Linked DNA regions of Homo sapiens: region 1 is linked to region 2. A link is an interaction called in ENCODE POLR2A ChIA-PET data of the cell type or tissue named here. Cell type or tissue: GM12878. All regions are shown on one strand. Each heading gives the region's core, and the rest is flanking DNA. Links, peaks and the distances in the headings are about the cores only.

Region 1 (8,668 bases), core at 476-8,475, 370 kb after region 2:
CTTCCACTGGGATCACAAACTCAAGGGTTCCGAGGGGCCAGGCAGGTTATGCAAGGGAGCAGGATAGGTCCTATGGCTAAATGGAGACACGTGGCCATCTAAAAAGGTGACATGAAGTGACCACAGGGTCCAGGGTGTCAGAAATCTAGATTTTTGTTTTTACACAAAATTTCCCCATTTAAAAAGCATTGGCTAGTTATTATTATTATTTTTTTAAAACATACTGGCTATTCATAGCTAGCACTTATATTGCCCTTGCCACAAGTTCACACTTTCCCCACATTAACATGTCGAATCCTCGCAATCTCCTATGAGGTAGCTTCTATTATTATTCCCACTTTACAGATGAGGAAATTGAGGTGCAGTGAGGTTAAGGAGCTTGTTCAAAGCACACAGCAGGTGGAAAGTGAAGGCAGCCCTTTTAGCTGCTTGAATTTTGGGGGAGGGAAAATCTACATACAATTTTTAGTAAAATGTGGAACTTGATGGAAACAGGCCTGTGAGGCTATGAGGGGAGCATTTAAAATCGACTCATTAAGGTTCACTAATAAGGTTGACGGCACCATTGCTTGCTCATACAGAAGCTTTGGCAAATTAGCAAAAGTGCCCCTTCTACCAAACTCACTACCGCACCACCTGAGTTGAAAAAAAAAAAAATTATTACCAGACACTTTACTGCCAGTTCTGGAAAGCTGTTGCAACAAATACACAGTCTGATGACTTTTATGAAACTGACATTTAGAAGAATTGTTCAGTGCACAACTCACATGACAGTATGTGGCGGCCCTTCACGCCATAATAATGTCATGCTCTAAGCAGGTCTCTATGCATCGTGAGCAAGGCAGAACCTGCAGTCACGCAGACCTAGGTTTGAATCTAGGTCCTGGCATTTACTATTAGTGTTGTTATTTTATTTTATTTTTGAGACAGAGTCTTGCTCTGTTGCCCAGACTGGAGTGCAGTGGCATGATCTTGGCTCATTGCAACCTCTGCCTCCCGGGTTCAAGCGATTCTCGTGCCATGCGTCAGCCTCCTGAGTGGCTGGGAATACAGGCGTCCACCACCATGCCCAGCTAATTTTTGTATTTTTAGTAGAGACAGGGTTTCCTCATGTTGGCTAGGCTGGTCTCAAACTCCTGGTCTCAAGTGATCCTCCTGCCTTGGCCTCCCAAAGTGCTGGGATTACAGGTGTGATTATTGTTATTTTAGATGAGTGACTTTACTTCCCTGGGTCTCAGTTTGCCTATCTGTAAAATGGCAGTTATGCCAGTCCCTACCTCATAGGGTGGCAGAGAATGAAATGAGGCCAGGCCTCAGAAGACGATAGCTGGTTCTCTGTCAGTGTGGGGTCAGGGGTGCTTTAGACGAGAGGGGAGACGGAGCCCCCCAGAAGGAGAACCCAGGAGCTGGGTTAGAGGGAGTGCTTGAAGGACCCCATTACCTCCTCCTTGGAAAACCTCTCCGCCTGCGTGGTCAGCATTTCCCGAACGCTGCAGAGAAAGGAAAGCAGGTGTTGGTGTCAGTTGTGTGTGTGTAGGGGGGACAGGGGGCAAGCAGGGAACCCCCTTCCTCCCCCACAGACCCCACTCACTAATCAGCCTTCAGCACCCCTTTGCCTTCAGGGTCAAACACTTTGAATGCGTTGAGAATGGTTTCCTCAGGGTCCGCTCCTGAAACGGAACACAGGGCTTACATGTACTGGGGGTGGCTGGGAACCACTGGCACCCCAGGCAGCAGGGCCCAAGTTCCCCCAGAGATGAAGGGGCCAGAGCAAGGCTGCTTTGCATGGAGGAAAAAGACCCTGCTTTCGTCTGATCACTGAGCCTCTGTATTTCGAAGAGAGGGCTGAGAACCCAAGGTCAAACATCATCTAGATTTGAAAGCCTGGGATTCAAATCTTAACCCTGGCACTTGCTAGCCATGTGGCCTCAGACAAGGGACTTTCTGTCTCTTAGTCTCAGTTCCCCATCTGTAAACTGGTGATAAGAATAGAGCATACCTCCTAGTTGCTATTAAGTGGGGTAATGCATATAAAGTGGTTAGCATGAGGTCTGACTTAGGTTAAGTCTTGGAGCAATGTTAGTTGCTGTGTTTTTGTTTTGTTTTGTTTTGTTTTGAGACAGAGTCTCACCTTGTTACCAAGGCCGGAGTGCAGTGGCACAATGTCAGCTCACTGCAACCTCTGACATCCCGGTTCAAGGGATTCTCCCGCCTCAGCCTCCTGAGTACCTGGGACTACAGGTGCACACCACCATGCCTGGCTAATTTTTTTGTGTGTTTTTAGTACAGATGGGGTTTCACCATGTTGGCCAGGTTGGTCTTGAACTCCTGACCTCAAGTGATCTGCCCGCCTCGGCCTCTGAAAGTGCTGGGGATTACAGGCATCAGCCACTGCGCCCAGCCAAGTTGCTGTTTTCATTATTTTTTTCCAATGGTGCTTTATCTCTTTTAAAGTTAACCATCTTCTGCCAGCCCCCCCGAAGAAACATAGACACATACACACAGACACACACACACACACACGACCTTACCCTTAAGTTTCTCCCCAAACATTGTGAGGAACACAGTAAAGTTAATTGGACCCGGAGCCTCCTTGATCATTTCATCAATTTCTTCATTTTTCACGTTCACTCGCCCTAGGGTAGGAAACACACACTCAGGGACTCCGAGCTGGGGAGAAAGAACCATTATGACACTGCCATTGGCTCCTGGGATTCCACTTCAAGAAATCTAGTCTAGAAATCATCAGAGATGGGGTGGATGGAGGCAAAGATCTTTTCTGAGAAGATGTTCTTGACAGTGTTATTTATAATAACCAAATGACTGGAAGCGACCCTAACATCTGATGTGGGAAGGTGTTCGTTATTTATTTATTTTTCTTTGAGACAGGGTCTGGCTGTGTCACCCAGGCTGGAGTGTAGTGGTACAATCTCGACTCACTGTAACCTCCGCCTCCCAGGTTCAAGCGATTCTCGTGCCTCAGCCTCCCAAGTAGCTGGGATTGCAGGTGCATGCCACCATGCCTGGCTAATTTTTGTAGTTTTTTGGACAGACAGGGTTTTGCCATGTTGCCCAGGCAGGTCTCGAAGTCCTGGGTTCAAGTGGTCCTCCAGCCTACGCCTCCCAAAGTGCTGGGATTACAGGTGTGAGCCACCATGCCGGCCAGTTCATTATATTTAAAATAGTGTCTTCAGAACCTGGAACATTTGATGCAGATATTTTCATTTTTCACTCAAATGGGAAAGGCTCATGTTGTAAATTAGCCCTTCACAGTTGGAGGCGGGAGAGACAGATCAGGATCACCTGAGGGAACTTTTACAAGTTAAACCTGCTGTAACCCACAGCCGTGGAGGTTCTGATTTACCTGCTCTAGTCCTGCCACAAGCCTAACTTTGTGCAAATAAGAAAAATCTGTCATTTTTTAAGCCAATGTATGTTTTAAGTATAAAAAGCTACACTCACTACAAATGTGAATACTTCCCTGTAGAATTGTGCAGTGCGCAGTCTGCACAGCTGTGTATGGTTGCCCTGAGTTCTAAGGTCAGGAGTAAGTGGTGGTGGCGGGTAGCAGATTGGGCATGTATATTTTGAAGAAACTCCATGTACTCATGCTCACACTGTTGAGATGATACATTTTAGAAGATAAATTCGAAAGAGAATGATTCCAATAATTTAAAAAACTAAAACCCAAACCTAACAGACATGTCTAGAAAGACTTAGAGGAGGGACTGGAATGTTCACAGTGGAATATGACCTTCTGGGTGATGTCATTTTCTCCTTTATACTTTTCTGCATTTTTTCCCCATTTTCTGTTGTGAGCTGACATTGCATTCAAAATCACACAAAAAAGTTATTTCAAGAGAAAAAAAAGATATCTGAAGGTACTCAAAGACTAAACACTTCTTTCCCATCCCCTGAAATTTGTCTTAAAGACCAGTTGTGGCAGAGTTGTTTCTTTGGGAAATGACACCATCTTGAGCTTTTCTGATGGTCCCACCTCCTGCTCCTCATGGATGTGAGATAAAGAGACCCTCATGCAGGGCTAGAGAGGGTGACATACCAAGGGCAGCAAAGGTGTCTCTCAGATCGTTCTTGTCAATGAAGCCATCCCTGTTCTGGTCCATGATAGTGAAGGCCTGTGGAAGGGAAGTGATTGGCAGCTCAGCCTGGGAGAAACTGGCAGAGTTGCCCAAGAGATTGGGCCAAGGACTTGGCAGGAGTGGATTCTGGGATCTTCAAAGATCATTGTAGGACCTCAGATTAAAAGTCAACAATTGAAGATAATCCAACAGTTTCTTCAAAACGTCAGGCCTCGTGTTATCATATGACCCAGACATTCCACTGCTAGATATATACCCAAGAGAATTGAAAACATGTCCACATAAAAGCCTGTACACAAGGCTGGGCACAGTGGCTCACGCCTGTAATCCCAGCACTTTGGGAGGCCTAGGCCCGTGGGTTACTTGAGGTCAGGAATTCAAGACCAGCCTGGCCAACATGGTGAAACTCCGTCTCTATTAAAAATACAAAAATTAGCCAGGCGTGGTGGCGCATGCCTGTAATCCTAGCTACTTGGGAGGCCGAGGTAGGAGAATTGCTTGAACCCAGGAGGCAGAGCTTGCAGTGAGCTGAGATCATGCCACTGCATTCCAACCTGGATGACAGAGCAAGACTCCATCTCGGAAAACAAAAACAAAAACAAAAAAACCTGAACACAAATGTGTATAGCAGCATCGTTCACAGTAGCCCAAAACTGAAAATAACCTACATGTCCATCAACTGATGAATGGATAAACCAAATGTGGTCTGTCCATACAATGGAATATTATTCAGCCATAAAAAGGAGGGAAATTCCTACAAAGGTTACAACATGGATGAGCCTTAAAACATCAGTGAAAGAAGCCAGACACAAATACCACATATTGTATGATTCAATTTCTATGAAATGTCCAGAACAGGAAATTCATGGAGACAGAAAATGGATTAGCAGTTGCCAGGGGCTGGTGGGAGAGGGAGGAGCAGGAAGTGACTGCTAATGGGTATGGGGTTTCTTTCGGGGGTGATGGAAATATTCTGAAATTAGATAGTGGTGATGGTTGCACAACTTTGTGAGTATACTGCAAACCACAAAACTGCACACTTCAAGGGTGAATTTTATGGTATGCAAATTATAACTCTATAAAGCTATTTATTTATTTATTTATTTATTTTTGAGAAAGAGTCTTGCTATGTCACCCAGGCCGCAGTGCAGTGGTGCAATCTCGGCTCACTGTAACCTCCGCCTCCCGGGTTCAAGCGATTCTCCTGCCTCAGCCTCCCGAGTAGCTGGGAGTATAGACGCGCATCACCAATGCCCAGCTTATTTTTCTTTAGTAGAGTCAGGGTTTCACCACGTTGGCCAGGCTGGTCTCAACCTCCTGACCTCAAGTGATCTGCCCACCTTAGCCTCCCAAAGTGCTGTGATTGCAGGTGTGAGCCACTGTGCCTGGCCCGTGATTCCTCATTTGTAAAACACTTGGGCATTTATAAAGTTCTGAGAATCTCCCTGACTGTCAGCTGAGATAGATTACTGGTCCCATTTTATAGATAGGGCAGGCTAGGGAGTGGAGAGGCCAGATGAGACACCAGTTTTTAGCTTTTTAAAAAATAATAGCTTTAGGCCAGGTGCAGTGGCTCACGCCTGTAATCCCAGCACTTTGGAGGCCGAGGCGGAGGGATCACTTGAGGCCAGGAGTTTGAGACCAGCCGGGCCAACACAGTGAAACCCTGTCTCTAGTAAAAATACAAAAAAATTAGCCAGGCATGGTGGTGAGTACCTGTAATCCCATTTACTCAGACAAACAAACAAACAAACAAACAAACAAACAGACCAAATGGGGAATCCTGGCTACATGTTTTGAGTTCTTTGCATCCCTTACCCACACCGCCGGCAGCTGATGCCAGAGGCTGGGAAAAGAGGCGGGTGTAGCTTTCTGCCTGGAAGGTGACTATCTCAAGTTCAGATATGACACTTGCCTCAGGAATTTCTCTTTCCCTATGGGACACGGCATTCCTGCAATCTGAATGTTAGTGAGGACAAAAGGTACGACTGTTCATTTCCTGTTTGGAAGCCCCAAATGGTTTCCCCTTTGATATAAAGCACACTAGGGCAGGGTGTAGTGGCTCATGCCTGTAATCCCAGCACTTTGGGAGGTCAAGGCAGGAGAATTGCTCGAGCCCAGGAGTTTGAGACCAGCCTGGGCAACACAGGGGGACTCAATCTTTACAAAAATCACAAAAATTAGCTGGGCACAGTGGTGTGTACCTGTGGTCCCAGCTACTCAGGAGGCTGAGGTGGGAGGATTGATTAATCTGGGAGGTTGATGCTGCAGGGAGCCGTGGTTGTGCCACTGCACTCTAGCCTGGGTGACAGAGCGAGACTCTGTCACACGCACAAAAAAAGAAAGCAGTCTGGTCTCTTTAGCATCATTTTAGCATAGTTCCCTCTGGAAAGCCAGGTGGGAATGTGGATGAGTCAGTGTGAGCCCTCGCAACGGCTGGAAAATGAATTCTGAGCCTGTCCATCCAAGCCCGTGTGCAGTTTGGCCTAATTGGTACTTTGGTTCTCTTCATAAGGTCCATTGCCATCAAATGCGATGGGGTTTCAAATGGGGCTAGTGGTTAATAATCAAAGACTGTAAAATGTAAAACCCAGAAGATACTGCTTTTCACCTCTCAGACTGGCAAAAAAAAATTGTGACTATTAATACCCAGCGTTGATGGAAATGTGGGGAAAGGCACGAGGCTGCTGGGCATAGGAATTAGTGCTGTGATTTTGGGGGGCAATTCGGACCAGCAGTTCTGCCTGTTTTTAGTTCTTTTGTTGTTGTTGTTTTAAGTTCCTTTGACCCAGCAGTTCTGCTTTTAGGAATTTACCCCCAAGAAATAACCAGAGATACAAGCAAAGAGGTGTTATTTATAGTAGTAAAACATTATAAACAAATGTCATATTTAACCATAGGAAATGGTTTAAATACATGATAGGAAATGTTAATGGTGAATTTCTCAACGAAAAAAATGCAGGTGTAATCAGTGGGCACAGAAGATTATAATTTTGTTTAATAAATATATACATAGATAACAAAAATGGTTTGAAGGGTATATACTAAAATGTGAACTGATTATCTCTGGGTAATAGAATTGTAGGTAGTTTTTATTTCCTTTTCTGTGCTTTTCTGAAAAATTTTCCAACATTTTTCAACATGGAATATGTTTTACTTTGATAATCAGTGAAAATATTAAAAATAGTTTCTTTTAAAAATTCACACATCCGTTCAGGCCGAATTTGGGATTGTTTGGAGGATAGAGGCATCTAATGAAAGGTCCCTGCTGGGAATATGGAACAAAAAGAAGGTTCTCCCTCGTGGGTGGGATTTCCATCCAGGCGGATGATTCAATAGCTGCACCCACCTCCTTAAATTCCTGGATTTGGGTCTGTTCGAACATGGAGAACACGTTGGAGTTGGCGCCCCCGGCTCTCTTCTTTGCTTTCTTAGGTGCCTGGGGGAAAAAAGCATCGATTAAAAGAGTGAGAGGCTGGGAGTCAAAAAACTAGGTCAGGCCCCTACTCTGGGTGTGTTCATCTCTGTTGCAGGGCTCAGCTGCCCATCTGTGAAATGTGGGTACAGCATCCACACTCAGGTCTCCAAACGGTGATGCTGGAGGGAGCAAAGGACATGACATGAAGTTTCTCCAGAGCCCTCTGGTACCAGTGGATCATAAGCGTTTGTGCATCTTGCAGTGGCTCCTTCACCAACTAGGAGAAGCCACAGGTGTGTCCCTGGGGATGGAGGCCACACCTTCAGATCGCCCCTGCAGGATCCAGCCACTTTTGTTCTGATGCATTTCACAAAAAGCTCAGTAATGCACAGAAGGAGAATTGATTGGAGGGAAAGAAAAAGTCAGGCTCACTAAGCCATGATGAATGCCAAGATGAAATGACAGTTCTTCAAGGTGTTAAAACCCAACTGCGCCCCACACCCCACAATTTTCCCTTGCTCCAAATGGCAGCAAAACCTCCTCTCTGAATGCTCCGTCCTTGCACCACATCAATAGGGCAGAGAAGAGCGAGTTGACCTTTCTTCCCCACCCCACTTCTCTCTGACTTTCAATAACAGCAAATGATTCGGTACTCTACATATGTATTATTTAATTCTCATAACCACTCTGTCAAGTGGATACTATTATTATCATCCCCATTTTACAGGAGAGGCAACTGAGGCTCAGAGAGGTTGGGTCACTTGCCCAAGATCACACAGCCACACACACAGAAGGCAGAGCCGGAGTTGAACTTGGGCGTTGAACTTGGGGAGTTGAACTTGGGCATTCTGACTCCAGAGTTCCTGCCTCTAACCACTCTCCCTCCTGTGCTGACCCTGATTTGGGGACTGCCCACTTCAGGAGGGGGACACCTAACCCAACAGCACAGAAAGAAAGGTTTTAAATTTGCAAGTTCAAAAGGTGAAAACAAAAACATTCTTTTTCCCAGCTGCCTGAACAAGAGAAAAGAATTACAATTTGATCCTTAAAAGCATTCAATCCCATTTTGCAAGTCCTGGGAGTTATTGATTCCTCGAGAGGTCAGTAGACAAGCCATAAAAAAGCCAACTCTCTTATTTTGTGTTTGTGA
Region 2 (8,668 bases), core at 350-8,349:
ACTAAGAAATGTTTCACATGTCATAAAATTATACCAACAAGAAACTAATTCTACTAGCTCTGATATGCTAGCACCAACATGTCCCAGCCCTGAGACGGAGCCACTGGCCTGCTCCCAAAGTCACACATCATGCTGTAGATAGGACAAGTCTTCAGTCAAGGGCAGTTTCACATTGCTTCCCTCTTCAAACCCTGCTGTGGCAATTTGTCAGGCAAATACTGTTGAGTCCCACAAAGCCAGAGGAAGGGAGAAGCGAAATGTCAGACACGTGAAAGGCTGAATGTTAAACTGTTAGGAATGTCCACGCACTCTGGGCAGAGCTCGGAAGCCTTTTGGGTTCAGGTCCAAGCATTGCGGTGGCGGCAATAAAGGGCTTCAGGTTCCACCTGCCTCTGCCGCCAATGAGGTTCAGTTCTGAAGGGCATGCTGTGTGGGGAAGACATGACGAAATGCACTTGCTCTCATCCTCCTGACCTTGCTGAAAGCCACAAGTGCACAGTTTGGGGGCTGGGAGAGGACACCTCCACAGTCTCACCCAGAGCCCAGAATGCTCCACTCTACTGACACCATGTCCCCAGTCAGTCCCTATGACCTTCCCAAAGAATGCTTACCTCTCACATTCAATCCATTGTCACATGCAAACTGTGCAAAAGGTGACATATAATTTGGGTCATAGGCCAGCTCATGAGCTTGCTCAGCAATGCTTCTGGCAGTCTGTTGTATACTCTCATAATTTGAATTCTAAGATAAAGCATGAGGAAGTTATTTTACCATAATGCTCAAGACAGTAACATTTATCTAACCACCTTTTCCATCATGTAAGTTTTATTCTAGTTAGAAAAGACATTAAAACATCATGCCCTGGCTAATATGAACAAGACTCCAGTGCTGCCTGCACAAGGTATCAATCAGAAAGTCCTTTGCTTTGGTGGCCTTAAGCCCTAAAGTTTGGATTTTCATTTTTGCTTTTTTTCCCATTTGAAATTCTTAAGGTATTCTTGCTAAAATAGGATGAACTGAAAAGGCAGATTCTGATAGCCTTTGAAGGATACCTCAAAAGCTTCCTTGCTTAGGAACACAGCCTGGCCAACCCCAGTTTGCTCTCCAAGAGCTACCAGTTGCTCTAGTGAAAATACCTTCAGAATTTTATATCAGGAAGAGATTCCTGTCGAGCTGTGAAATCTTGGGCCATACCTTTATCCTTGCTGCTCCAACTTCCTCATCTGCAAAACGGGGATGGGAACACGAGGTCCACTTCAGCTCTAGTTTCAGTATAATGACAGGTCTCTGCTTCAATGTCACCTCCTCAAAAAGGCCCTTCCTGACCAATCTATCTAAAGTAGTAGCAGTCCCTTCTACTCTCTATTCCCTTATCCAGCTTTGTTTTTCTTATTTAGCACCCACATTACATCATAGATTTACTTCCCTGTATTTATCTATTTTCCTCCACTAGGATGTAAGTTCCATACAGGTAGGGACTGTGTAGATTCTGCTCACCACTGTGTCACCACACAGAGCACGGTGCCTGTGACAAGGAAGCACCTCACACTGACTGCACTCCACAGACAAGGCGTGGCGCTAAGGAGTTCCTACACAGGGCTGTAGTTAATCCTCACTGCAACCCTATAAAAGAGGATCTTTAGGATGCCCCATTTTATATGAAGAAAATACTGCTTAAACAGTTTTAAGAAACCCTCAGATCTCAGCAACTTCAATAAATAATAAAAAAAAGAAAGAAACGTACCCAAAGTCATACTGGTTAGAGGTAAAGACTCATGAGAAAAAGACTCATTTTTCCCAGAGTATGTTCACAAAGCCAGGAAAAAATTGAAAGCCTAGTTTCACCTCCTTCCTCTATGGGAGAAACCCATACTATTTGGTTACTGGTGGCAGCTCAGGTCACACTGAGGCTTCCAGTGGCCTGCTGCCTTTGGCTGGCTCTGGCATGACTATTTCCTGTCTTTGCCTGATTCAACACCTGCTGGGTGTTAGAAGAATAAAAGGAGAAACAACCAGGACCCGACACCATTAAAATATAAATAAAGATACAAACAAGAAATGCCCTCCATCTAGACTTTTCCTACTTCTACCAGCCTATGAAAACCTTGGGTAGGAAGCTTCTTTTTCCAAGTGCTCTAATTATTTGAAAGACCAGAGCTATTATTATTTTCCTGAAATTCACAAAATAGTTCTTTCCAAAACTACAAAGAGATAATGCAACTGAATCCATAAAACTCAGCTATCCAGAGAGGGCCACTTTTCCCAAGAGCTAACCTTTGAGTTAATTACCTTTAACTTTTTTAGCTCCTGAAGAATCATATAATCAGGCATGTTGTCAAAGAGTCCATCTGTTGCCGTCAGGATAATGTCTCCTAGCTGGACATCGAAAGACGTGCTATCAGCAGCATCCGGACTGTGGCAAGGACAGGGGAGGGACAAAGTTAAGAAGGCCCTTTACAGATGAGTTGAAAATGTCCTACAGGCACTATTTTACAATGTAATAAGCTTTCTGCAAGAAAAACTGATTTATCATAATGGAGTCAATTTTTAAAAAAAGTCATTCTGAAATTCCCAACTCTGAAAAAAGTTAATCGAAAATTCTAATATAAATGTTTCAAATTTTTAACTGAAACTACCGAGTAAAACCAAGTCTGATGATTAGTCACAAGTGGCTGAGAAGGAGGGAGGAAGGGTCCTCTTCTGAGTCAGATCTAACACACCTCTAAAATCCTAGTGGAAATGAGTCTTTATTCCTAATTCTTTACAGCCGAATTCCATCCCCCCCCGCCTTTTTTTTTTTTTTTTTTGGAGACAAGTCTCGCTCTGTTGTCGAGGCTGGAATGCAGTGGCACGATATAGGCTCACTGCAACCTCTGCCTCTTGGGTTCAAGCGATTCTCCTGTCTCAGCCTCCCAAGTAGCTGGGACTACAGGCATGTAAAATAGTGCCTGTAGGACCACAGTCATGCACCACCACGCCTAATTTGTTTTTACATTTTTAGTAGAGACAGGGTTTTGCCACGTTGGCCAGGCTGGTCTTGAACTCCTGACCTCAGGTGATCCGCCTGCCCCGGCCTCCCAAAGTGCTGGGATTACAGGCATGAGCCACTGTAATCACCAGCCACCCAGCCCACCCCCTCTTATTCACATATTTCACTCATCAGTTTCCTCGAATATTTGAATCTGGGTCCTGGAGTGCCATAGTGAGGGTGGGATGATGAATACCTGTGGAGAACAACATGCCAATCTTTTTTTTTTTTTTGAGACAGAGTCTCGCTCTGTCGCCCAGGCTGGAGTTCAGTGGCGCGATCTCGGCTCACTGCGAGCTCCGCTTCCTGGGTTCACGCCATTCTCCTGGCGCAGCCTCCCGAGTAGCTGGGACTACAGGTGCCCGCAACCATGCCCGGCTAATTTTTTGTATTTTTAGTAGAGACAGGGTTTCACCATGTTGGCCAGGATGGTCTTGATCTCCTGACCTCGTGATCTGCCCGCCTTGGCCTCTCAAAGTGCTGGGATAACAGGCGTGAGCCACTGCGCCCAGCCGCCAATCTTATAAGAATTCATTCACTGCTGGGTGTGGTGGCTCACGCCTGTAATCCCAGCACTTTGGGAGGCCAAGGTGGGTGGATCACCTGAGGTCAGGAGTGCAAGACCAGCCTGACCAACACGGTGAAACCCCGTCTCTACTAAAAATTAAAAAATTAGCCAGGCGTGGTGGCACACGCTTGTGATCCCAGCTATTCAGGAGGCTGAGGCAGGAGAATTGCTTGAACCCGGGAGATGGAGGTTGCAGTGAGCCAGTGAGCCAAGATCGTGCCACTGCCCTCCAGCCTGGCAACAGAGTGAGACTCCATCTCAAAGAAAAAGAAAAAGGAAAAAAATAATTCATTCACTTGCCAGTCGCAGTGGCTCACGCTTGTAATCCCTGCACTTTGGGAGGCCAAGGCGGGCGGATCACCTGAGGTCAGGAGTTTGAGACCAGCCTGGTTAAAACCCGTTTCTACCAAAAATACAAAAAATTAGCTGGGCGTGGTGGCACACGCCTGTAATCCCAGCTACTAGGGAGGCTGAGGCAGGAGAATCACTTGAACCTGGGAGGCAGAGGTTGCAGTGAGCTGAGATTGCACCATTGCACTCCAGCTAGGGCAACGAGAGCTAAACTCCGTCTCAAAAAAAAAAAAAAAAAAAAAGAATACATTCACCGGAAATAGCTACAGTATTTTGGCATAGTAAGGACTCTGTGTCTCCCAAGGGTCCCAAAGTGGTCATCATACGTAGGTATTTATTAGTGTGCCTCATGTAACACGTCTTCAAGAAATATCTTGATATCTTGACCAGGCGTGGTGGCTCACCCCTGTAATCCCAGCACTTTGGGAAGCCGAGGCAAGCAGATTATTTGAGGTCAGGAGTTCAAGACCAGCCTGGCCATCATGGTGAAACCCCATCTCTGCTAAAAATACAAACGTTAGCCAAGCATGGTGGCGTGCGCCTATAATCCCAGCTACTTGGGAGGCCGACACAGGAGAATCACTTGCTTCAACCCCAAAGCTGAAGGTTGCAGTGAGCTGAGATGGCGCCACTGCACTCTAGCCTGGGCAACAGAGCAAGACTCCATCTCAAGAAAAAAAAAAAATAGAAGAAATATCTGTTGCATAACTGAATGAAGCAGCAAAATATTTGACTCTCCAAATTGGGGGAAAAAACTCTTCAATATACTGTTGAAGAAAGCAAGGTGAAGACGGTGTGTCGTATGTGCAACCATTTCCGTAAAAAAAAAAAGGCAGAAAGACACACAGACATGGATGCTTCTATATGCAGGGAATAGATCTGGAGAGAATCAAAGAAACTGCTCATAGCGGGCTGTGGGTGGTGGCTCACACCTGTAATCCCAGCACTTTGGGAGGCCAAGGTGGGCAGATCACTTGAGGTCAGGAGTTCAAGACCAGCCTGCCCAACATGGTGAAACCCTGTCTCTACTAAAAAATACAAAAAGTTAGATCATGGTGGTGCACACCTGTAATTCCAGCTACTCGGGAGGCTGAAGCAGGAGAATTGCTAGAGCCAGGGAGGCAGCAGTAGCAGTGAGCCGAGATTGCGCCACTGCACTCCAGCAGCCTGGGCAGCAGAGCGAGACTCTGTCTCAAAAAAAAAAAAAAAAAAAAAAAAAAGAAAAAGAAACTAAAGAAACTGCTCATAAAGAAACCTTTGAGGACAGAATATGTGGCTAAGGGCAGGAACAGGAGGCAGATGTCTCACTAAACTTTTTTGTGTACAACTCTTGAAAAAAAAAACAGATGGAAGATCTTTTTCTCTGACAATGCCTGATGAAAACAGACATAAAAATGGGGGAAAACCCCGGGTGGGGAGAAAAGATCCTATATTCAGAGATCATGGCCTCCTGAGGCTGGTTCTTGGCGACTTCTTAAGGCCAGTTTCCCTCCTTCCAGGCCTCCCTGGGGAGGGAAAGGTGAGATCTGATAATCCGCCTTAATCTGTAATTAAGGAACAAGAGCCAGGAAAGCAAATCAGATACCGACCCGGAAGGGAGGCACCAGATCCAAAGCACCCTAAGCTCCACGGAAAAACCCCAACACTTGTGTAAGCAACATGTGACAACATTTGTGAAGAGAAAGCATAAAAACTAACAAACAAAAGCACACATGCCTATGAGGATTCACACTAAATGCACTCAGAAAATTTCTGGTTCATCTTCACTTGACTGAGGAAAAAGGTGGCACATGTAAAGTTCTGCCATGTGCTGCTGCAGGGAACCGACTTTCACTTACATATTTAGATAATCAACATTTTGTAAAAATGTCTACTAAAGGAAAACCTGTAAGTTAAGGTTAAAATAATATTCTGTAGATAAGAGGGACCATTAACTAAGGAGATACATGCAGCATGAAAAAAAAAAAAGGGAAAAAGACTGTAAAACTGGGGGAAATCAGGTCAATTCTTTCTGTGGAATAAAGAGAAAACAATGCAAGACGCTCTCATCTGCTCAGCCTTTGAAAGCTAATCAGATTCTAGAAGTGTAGATTAATGACCAGGTTGGCACTGAAGCTCTGTTTTATGCTGAGGTTTTTCTTTCCCCAGAAGTGTCCTTTGCTATTCTGTCTGTGAGAGTCTTGCTCCCATTGGACAGTTCGTCCTCTCCTAACACTCCCACCCATGAGCTTGGTGTTCTGCCAGCTGCAGTTTTGCCCATTTTGATTGAACATACTGTGCTGCTGGAAACTTTTGACCGCACTGAAACATGAGCTGAAATCACATGCTAGCGAGCTGTCTCTGGGCTCTAGGGGAAGCCACCTCCACCTCGCTGGCATGCCGGCAGAGTACTGCCCCAACCTGTCTGTCCCACAGACAGTGTGTGAGATATGGCAGGGCTGCTTTGGTGCTTGGAAGCCCAACAAGAAGAATCAAATGAAGAAAAAATTGAAGCACCAGTCTCCAAAAACTGTGATCTGAGCTTGGGCTCTACGGAGGCCTTGGGGTTCAGAGTTCTCCCCACTCCAGTGTGGCTAACAATAATGTAGATTACAGCCAACTTTAGAAGGGCCTAGAATCAAATACTCTTCCAATTATGGTCACCCGCCTACTTTTACTTTTTACTTTTGGATTTAGACTGGTGACCATAATTGGAAGAATATTTAGACTTTTACCGGTAAAAGTTACTTTTACTGCTAAATTTTTAGATGGGCAATGCTGAACATTTAATTACATAACATGCTCGTTCCAGTTTAAAAGATGGCAATAATAATTCATTTTATCTTAGTTTGGACCTAAGAGATGGTTTAATGAGAGCTATTAAGTAGAGACAAGTACTTGCTAGAATGCTTCTATTTTTACAAAAGGTTCATTGTCCATTAATCAACATTTATGAATTGCCAGTGATGTTTGTGCCAGGTCCTATAAAGCTATAAGATTGTTAAAGACACTGAAATCTGAGGCTTTGCCTTACTCTGGACACTCATCTAAGAAAAGATAAACTGTAAAAGTCAACTCAAAAAAAGCACCATTTTGGCTGGGCGCAGTGGCTCATGCCTGTAATCCCAGCACTTTGGGAGGCCGAGGCGGGTGGATCACGAGGTCAGGAGTTTGAGACAAGCCTGGCCAACATGGTGAAACCCTGTCTCTACTAAAAATACAAAAATTAGCCAGGCATGGTGGCGGGCACCTGTAATCCCAGCTACTTGGGAGGCTGAGGCAGGAGAATCGCTTGAACCAGGAGGCGGAGGTTGCAGTGAGCTGAGATCATGCCATTGCACTCCAGCCTGGGCAACAAGAGCAGGACTCTGTCTCAGAGAAGGGGCGGGGAAAAAAAGCAGCATCTTGGAACGTTCTTGACAATTTAAAAGTGAACTGAGAAAAGATGTGAGAAAGAAAAAGAGAACACCTCAATAACATTATCAAAGAACATATCCAAGACCACTTTTTTTAAAAGACAGGGTGTCACTATGTCACCCAGGCTGGACTCCAGCGATTTTCCAGCCTCAGCCTCTCAAGTACCTGGGACTATGGTCCTACACCACTGTGCCCACCTCAAGACCATTTTGGTTTTATTGTTTTGGTTTTTTTTGAGACAGAGTCTTGCTCTGTCACCCAGGCTAGAGTGCAGTGGCGCAATCTCGGCTCACTGCAATCTCTGCCTCCTGGGTTCAAGCGATTCTCCTGCCTCAGCCTCCTGAGTAGCTGGGACTACAGGCGCCCGCCATCACGCCCAGCTAATTTTTGCATTTTTAGTAGAGATGGGGTTTCACCATGTTGGCCAAGCTGGTCTTGAACTCCTGGCCTCAAGTGATCCACCCGCCTCAGCCTCCCAAAGTCCTGGGATTACAGGCGTGAGTCACCGTGCCCAGTCACTTAAGACCATTTTGACTCCATTTCCTGCAAGTTCTATTTGATGCATGTAGTAAGAGGTCTAGAGAATCAGGAAGTTACTCCAATAAATAACGCAGATGTCTGTTTGTGCTCTTCCCTAACAATGTATGCAAAATCTTGTACAAGCAATGGCATGCATGAACAATGACTCATTTCTCCAGCACAATTTAATAAAGTACTGTATGTACCATGTGGTGTTGATATGAAAAATTGATATTCTGTAAGCCTGAAATAGTATTTTCATGGTCTTGTCAAATTATTGGGTATTTATCAGAATTCCACTTAGCTAGATTATCTAGTTCCAGAAAAGTATCTTTCAAAGTTAAACTAAAAGGTCCTCTTGATGAGAACATTCTCAGTGTATTCTTTTCATGGAAATGCCTACCTCACTGCACTCAAGGGGGACAGGAGGGGACTATGAATGAGCCACGTCCTGCTCACACTTAATGGCTGAGAGGGGAGATTACCTGTCGCTCAAGACGACTCCCTCGGCTTCAGGGGGAGCGATTGAGAGCTGGAATGGAGTGTTGAAGTAATGCTGCTGCTCATCTGATCGGTGCACGACTTCACCACCCCTGACAACCAGGAAGCCTGAATCGCCCAGGTTTGCTGTGTGTAAGCGGTGGCTGGTTCTGTCCAGCACCACAATGCAGGCGGTGCTGCTACCTAGAAACAAAAATCATCTCCATTTATTTTTTCTTCCTAGGCTGCCTTTGCACACACATTTTAACACATGACCCCACAGAGCAACACACCATAATTTCAATCTCCTTTGCCTAAACAGGACC

Evidence for each region. ChIA-PET counts read pairs that join two places held together with the same protein. Peaks named below come from ENCODE experiments on the same cell type or tissue, not always from the same donor. Only the 100,000 strongest peaks of a DNase experiment are listed, where the experiment ranks them.
Region 1: POLR2A ChIA-PET joins it to region 2 with 6 read pairs; 1 of 35 experiments calls an interaction of 5 or more read pairs at or near these places.

Annotation. Positions count from the first base shown.
Region 1 is chr12:110,911,655-110,920,322 of GRCh38, forward strand. MYL2 (myosin light chain 2) reads right to left here. Exons shown (of 7, transcript NM_000432.4): 2 at 7,450-7,539; 3 at 4,061-4,136; 4 at 2,532-2,636; 5 at 1,592-1,670; 6 at 1,442-1,490. Among named protein-coding and RNA genes, the nearest start is that of MYL2, 4.6 kb to the right of the region's middle. RefSeq lists enhancers at 5,757-6,258, 6,259-6,758, 7,299-8,668. In GM12878, for the core only: no CTCF peak of the experiment used is centred there; a DNase peak (open chromatin) is centred at 1,917; H3K4me3 peaks cover 433 bases; H3K27ac peaks cover 2,289 bases.
Region 2 is chr12:110,537,533-110,546,200 of GRCh38, forward strand. It overlaps PPTC7 (protein phosphatase targeting COQ7), which reads right to left. Exons shown (of 6, transcript NM_139283.2): 3 at 8,348-8,546; 4 at 2,290-2,413; 5 at 612-741. Among named protein-coding and RNA genes, the nearest start is that of RAD9B, 40 kb to the left of the region's middle. RefSeq lists enhancers at 2,921-3,421, 3,422-3,922, 6,404-6,503. In GM12878, for the core only: no CTCF peak of the experiment used is centred there; DNase peaks (open chromatin) are centred at 5,259, 5,669 and 6,219; H3K27ac peaks cover 2,814 bases.